Linked DNA regions of Homo sapiens: region 2 is linked to region 1. The links are chromatin loops, found by intact Hi-C in ENCODE. Cell type or tissue: GM12878. All regions are shown on one strand. Each heading gives the region's core, and the rest is flanking DNA. Links, peaks and the distances in the headings are about the cores only.

Region 1 (2,922 bases), core at 316-2,815:
CCTTCCATGTCTTTAAAAATTGTATCTTTAAAATTAGAATATGAGGTAATTGCTCTTATGCAAATTTCAGAGACAACATGAGCGAGCTCCCTGGCAGGCAGAAGCTGGACGTCCTGGTTTCCTAACTGCTCCCACAAATGCCCTCTGTACCCTGCTGGGTTCCATCTGGCCACACTCCAGTGCCTCTCCCAGAGGAAGGCATGCCAAATTCCTGACACGTGGCGTTTGAAAATACCATGGAACGTTTCCACTCGTGGATTTCACCATGTTCTCCAGTGAATATTTTAGCAAGCTAAAAATGTGACTCCTCGGTCATGAGAACACTAAGTCCATATGATTCGAAAAGAGCAATAATGCTGGAACTTTGATCCAATTATCAGCAAGTCCTCTTCCAGGAGATTAAATGTCTTATAGTATTTTATAATTTGCTTAGCAGGTATTTATCCTTTAGTGAAAACCAATGGTCTTAGAAGAGAGCAGCAAAAGATGCTGACAAATCATTTAAATGGCTAAGTGGTCATTCTTGCTGGCCTAATAAAAGTCCATTTCTAGGAAGACGAAACCTCAGCTTCTTATAAATCATCAATTATCCCAGATAATGGTAACAATATAGATATTTATACTCTGAGTTTTTATTTCCGCGTCTTGTGTTTCAACTTCACATCAGGTTGGTTTTTAAAAATTTATTTATTTACTTCGAGACAGAGTTTCTTTTTTTTTTTTTGAGACAAAGTCTCACTCTTGTTGCCCAGGCTGGAGTGCAGTGGTGTAATCTTGGCTCACTGCAACCTCTGCCTCCTGGGTTCAAGTGGTTCTCCTGCCTCAGCCTCCCAAGTAGCTGGGATTACAGGCATGTGGCACTGCACCCGGCTAATTTTGTATTTTTAGTAGAGATGGGGTTTCACCATGTTGGTCAGGCTGGTCTTGAACTCTGGACCTCAGGTGATCCGCCCACCTCAGTCTCCCGAAGTGTTGGGATTACAGGCATGAGCCACCGCACTCAGCCTGGCAGTTTTAAACGAATGAATTCATCTGTAAGCTTTTGAATGGAAAAACCAAAGTAGAAAGAAACATATTGTCTTACATTATTCTACAAATCAAAACTTTTAAAAATCAAATTGTCTTTCTTGTATTAAGAACAAACCGCAAGTGCCTGATCATCTACTTTATTTCCACGAGGCAGAAATACAGTTATGCAGCTGATGTCAGGGAAGGCGGAGAATTTCCTCAGCCATCCATGAAGAAAGATAAGGGGCCTTATCCACTGGCTGTCTAATCTTATAAAGATCTCATGCAAATTTGGTGGACATAGGGCACAATTCTCTATCCTTGAAGAACATTTTCCAAAGCACAGATGTTTTTCTCTTAATTGTGAATGCTGACTGACTTGTCCATATCCTTTCTCAGTGCTCAGCAGATGGTACGATTTGGGACTCGCTTGTTCCCTATAACGTGGGGCTGATGTTCTTTGCTACGTGGAAAACACATCTTTGGTGAGACAGAAATGAATCAATATTACACAAAAATGTTTCCATTTCTGGAATTTCCCTGAGATAAAAATATCTTTCTGGCTTTGGGTATACATAAGTGACCGTGCAGACACTTAGTAAAAGAGAAAACAGATTTTCAATACTTCGTGGTGATGGTGACTATACGGGATTATAAGTAGTTAAAGGTTTTCCTGTTGCATCATTTTGGAAACAAAAAGCTGACTCATTTTCTGGTTAATGCTTCAATATTTTCATTAGGGAGTTTCTATAAAGTTTTTATCTGAATCACAGAAAGTACAATTATTTCAGAGGTAGGATAAAATTTTTTCTGTCATAAACAGCACTGTGTACTAAAACCTGCTATGAGTTTAACAAATCACCTAGAAGCCTAATGCTCAAGAATGCAATATATCAAGTAAAACACTGAAAAGTTCAACTAGTTTAGATAATGCAAGTATGGAAATGCAAGATTGACTAAAACTTTTAAATATTATCACTCTTATTAACATGCTAATTTAATTCATTTTACTGGAGTATTTTAATTTCCTGGCAATTGAATAGCACTTTTTACTACAAATATTTCATCATTTGGATAAACATATTCTTTTATTTACCATTTGTCAGGTTTTGTATGCTAAATTGCAACTGCTTATATACACTCATCAAGTATCTCAAGGATAAATTAAAATTCTTAGTAAAAATCCAACTGACCGGTACAGACCACAAAAAGTACTATTTTAAGCCTTTGGGGGCTTAAAAATTGTGTGTGTGTGTGTGTGTGTGTGTGTATTCACATGGTGGGAGAAAAAGAACTTTCCAGATAATTGTGAATGGCATACTATTATATAAGAGTTTAAAACGCAATATTTCTGTACGATCAAAGTTCTTAACTCATGCTTTTTTTTTTTTTTTTTTTTTTTGAGACGGGGTTTCGTTCTTGTTGCCCAGGCTGCAGTGCAGTGGTACAATCTCAGCTCACTGCAACCTCTGCCTCCCAGGTTCCAGCGATTCTCCTGCCTTAGCCTCCCAAGTAGCTGGGATTACAGGTGCCTGCCACCACATCTGGCTAATCTTGTGTATTTTTAGTAGCAGTGGGGTTTCACCACGTTGGCCAGGCTGGTCTCGAACTCCTCACCTCAAGTGATCCTCCCACCTCCGCCTCCCAAAGTTCTGGGCTTACAAGCATAAGCCACCGCACCCACCCCATGCTTTACTCTTAAACTAATTTTGAGTTGTATATGAAAGGCCTAATAATCAGAAAAAGGCTATTTCTTAACTTAACTTGCTCAAATATTTTGAGCCTCCAAATCTGGAAAATAATGTTGAAGTTTGAAACTGATGCCGTGCCTACTCTAGGGAGCACAGTACTGAACTGCTGCTTCCTTGCTTCTCTTGGTGAATGCACATTGAGTGCCTTGTCATGCTCTGAACC
Region 2 (2,922 bases), core at 190-2,689, 57 kb after region 1:
AAGAATGAACACAAACTTGTCCCATTCCCAGTTCTGCCCTGGCCACTAACCCCATGCCTGCCTAAGACCAAGAAGACAAAGAGGACTGAATATAGCCAGCAGACAACTTGCAAAGCAGAAGTGAGAGTTTCAAATGATTAGGGTTCCTTCTCTTCAGTGATGCAAATTTTTTTAAATGATGTAAAATACTCAGAACTGTTTTGATTGAGATTTCCATCTCTACTTCTCTAAACAGATTCAGCCCCTAAAGGCCAGGAACCAAAAAAAAATGACTTCCGTGAAGATATGATTTCTTTTGATGTGCTTCCAATCTGTGGGTGAAAATTTTGGTGGCACTCTTATCCCAGAGTTAGCCAGTCTTCTCATCTAAGGCAAAAGCTGAAATCAAGTATATAAATGAAACTATAAAAGGCTCACATCCATAAATACGGTACCTCTGAGACTGAGCAAACACAGCAGTGATAGTTGAAGTCAGATGGCTTATAGCCCAAGGATCGTAAGCTGGTAGCCTTGGGACCGAACCCACCTCATGTAGTTTTTTGTTTCTTTGTTTGTTTTAAGTTTTTTAACTGAACTTCAATGCCTTTAGATGAGACCTGTTGTTTCTAAATTTACCACAGGTCTCACGACTTGAGATTGTTCACATAGAGCACTATTTACACATTCATATTACTTGCCTGGTTCCTGTGGACATTTGAGTTTGGGACCATTGACTTATATAGACTAACATTAAAAACAAATAAGCAATCTCTCGCTTAGGTGGAGTTCTGGTGCTGTTTCAGAGCAGAGCACTGGAGGGTTATTGAGCAACAGGATCACTAAAAAACGATAAACCACAACAGTGTGCAACACCATTGTAATCAGATTTAAAAAAAAAAAAAAAAAAGCAGGAGACCAAAAACACCAGTGAAGCTTACCAGCCCTGAATAAAAGGTGTCTACGGCTTTGAAACCGCTTTATAACAGAAGTACCTGCCAGGAGTCACTGAGCTTCCTTCATGTGCACCGCTCCCACAATACCCCGACATCTGGATGTCCCAGAACACAAGCCTGGCAGCCAACATCCAATTCTGGTTCGGCAAAGGAAACGACCCCTCTATTCGGTGAACTAAGGCCATAAATGCACTATCTGTGGTATCCAACTAAAAATACTCAACTTGGTGCAATTCAAACCGCCACTCAGCCAGTCCAGCCACTTGGTGGCTATTTAAGACATCTGCAGCACATACCACAGAAACTGTGCCATCACCTGTCTGTTCATATGTCCGGATATGGAGGACCAAAGTCCCCACCCCTACCCCCACCTCAGCTCTCCATGACACTTCCTGCCACACCCTGCCCAGAACCCAAGAATCGGAAAGCTAATGCTCAAAGGAAGGTTTCGAGGTTGTCTTATTCAATCTCCCCATTCCTCAAACTTGTTCACAAATGAGAAAACAGGCCCAGCAAGTTGATATGGTGAGTATCTTAAGAGGAACTATTAATAGAATTAAATCTCCAGGACCTCCATGGTGGCCTCAGGAGCTCAGAGCTCCTTTCTGCAACCAGCCTCCCGGGAGCAGGGCATGCCTTTGGGCACAGTGGTCCTCTGCAGCCTAGCCCAATGTTCCTGAATCGAATTTCTGTGACCCACATGGGCAGTCTAGCTCACTCAAGTTCCTTGTTAGGGTCTGGGTGAAAGCCCCCCTGGTAATAAAGGGTTCCTCTGCTCTGGCTGGCCCCCTGTGCGTATATTTCCACACATTTCATGTGGTGGGGAAGATTGGCTGGCTAGGGACAACGCTGTGGAGTTTGGAATCCGATACTCCAGCCACAGATTTCATCTAAAAGATAAATGGCTACCTCTTCTGCTCCAACTGACTTACCACAAGATGGTGTTTTCTTGTGTCACTGTGACTTTCATTTTCACCAGCCTTCTGAATGTTGCCCCAGACCCTTCCCCTGCTCTAGACAGCCATCCTCCTGGAGCACTCATCTAGAGAAAACTAAATGAAACTCTCTATGACTGATTGCCCCATTTCATTTATTTGTGTGCAGCTTCCAAAGCTTTACATTATCCACAGCCCATTTATTTCCATTAAAATAGATAAAATAATTAATCAAATATGGTGATTAAGGTCATAGTTATGAAATGTAAGGCCATTCTTTGCAGAAACATATGGCCTTATTAAACAGTTTTTAAATACAAATTATATTGGACTTCAGTGTTTTATCGGAGCATGTAATTACCATAGATTGAAGAGCTGTCTATAATTAATTTGCTCTACTTCTTATTCTCATTGTTCAACTTACCAAACCTTCTAGTACCTTGGTGATGCTTTATCGACCTCTGAGAATCCCTTTGTGATCTGCAGTGCTACTGTGGTTCACAAAATCTGTGTTCTTGCTCTCCCTGATAGCATCTGACATTTGTCATCAGGGGTTGGCAATCCCATATACAGGGCCCCATTTACTACATACCATAGCCAGTCACCAAATTAGAGAAACTCAGTTTAAAAAAAAAAAAAAAAAAAAAAACACCACAAGAGGAGACCTGTGTAGTAGACATCGTGGCTGACCCAACAGCATGTCCATTTCTCTCTCCCTGGGTAGCAATCCTGATCATTTTAAATAAATCACAGAAATCCCATACCCCCTTGCCACAGAGTGACGAGTTTAGGCAACCCAAGCCTAAGCCAATCATCACAGCAGATGCCATAGCCAATAAGCTGGTCACTGAGGCATCAGAAATGTGTTGGGGGCTTCTGGAAAAAGTCACTTGCTTCTCTGACACAACTACAAGAAGCCAGTTCTCTCTCTCCTTCTGGACAGTGTATGGTGGATATGAAGTCTAGAATTGCTGTAGAATTTTATCAACATCAGAGACGCCAATTCAGGATGAAGCTCAATCACAGAAGGCAGAAAATGGGGCCTTTTTTTTTTG

The links. A loop is a pair of places that touch in the nucleus more often than their neighbours do. Peaks named below come from ENCODE experiments on the same cell type or tissue, not always from the same donor. Only the 100,000 strongest peaks of a DNase experiment are listed, where the experiment ranks them.
Region 2: a loop joins it to region 1, with 4 times the contacts of the local background. A loop is called at or near these places in 20 of 110 quality-filtered maps.

What each region holds. Positions count from the first base shown.
Region 1 is chr5:119,396,483-119,399,404 of GRCh38, reverse strand. It overlaps TNFAIP8 (TNF alpha induced protein 8), which reads right to left. Exons shown (of 2, transcript NM_014350.4): 2 at 1-2,922. Among named protein-coding and RNA genes, the nearest start is that of TNFAIP8, 42 kb to the right of the region's middle. RefSeq lists enhancers at 1,505-1,554, 1,835-1,884. In GM12878, for the core only: no CTCF peak of the experiment used is centred there; a DNase peak (open chromatin) is centred at 1,534; H3K4me3 peaks cover 916 bases; H3K27ac peaks cover 2,344 bases.
Region 2 is chr5:119,339,052-119,341,973 of GRCh38, reverse strand. It overlaps LOC102723444 (a long non-coding RNA gene), which reads left to right. Exons shown (of 5, transcript XR_007058912.1): 5 at 1-2,188. It also overlaps a transcript of TNFAIP8 not described here. Among named protein-coding and RNA genes, the nearest start is that of TNFAIP8, 16 kb to the left of the region's middle. RefSeq lists enhancers at 850-899, 960-1,089, 1,350-1,479, 1,630-1,769. In GM12878, for the core only: no CTCF peak of the experiment used is centred there; a DNase peak (open chromatin) is centred at 1,223; H3K4me3 peaks cover 2,474 bases; H3K27ac peaks cover 2,500 bases.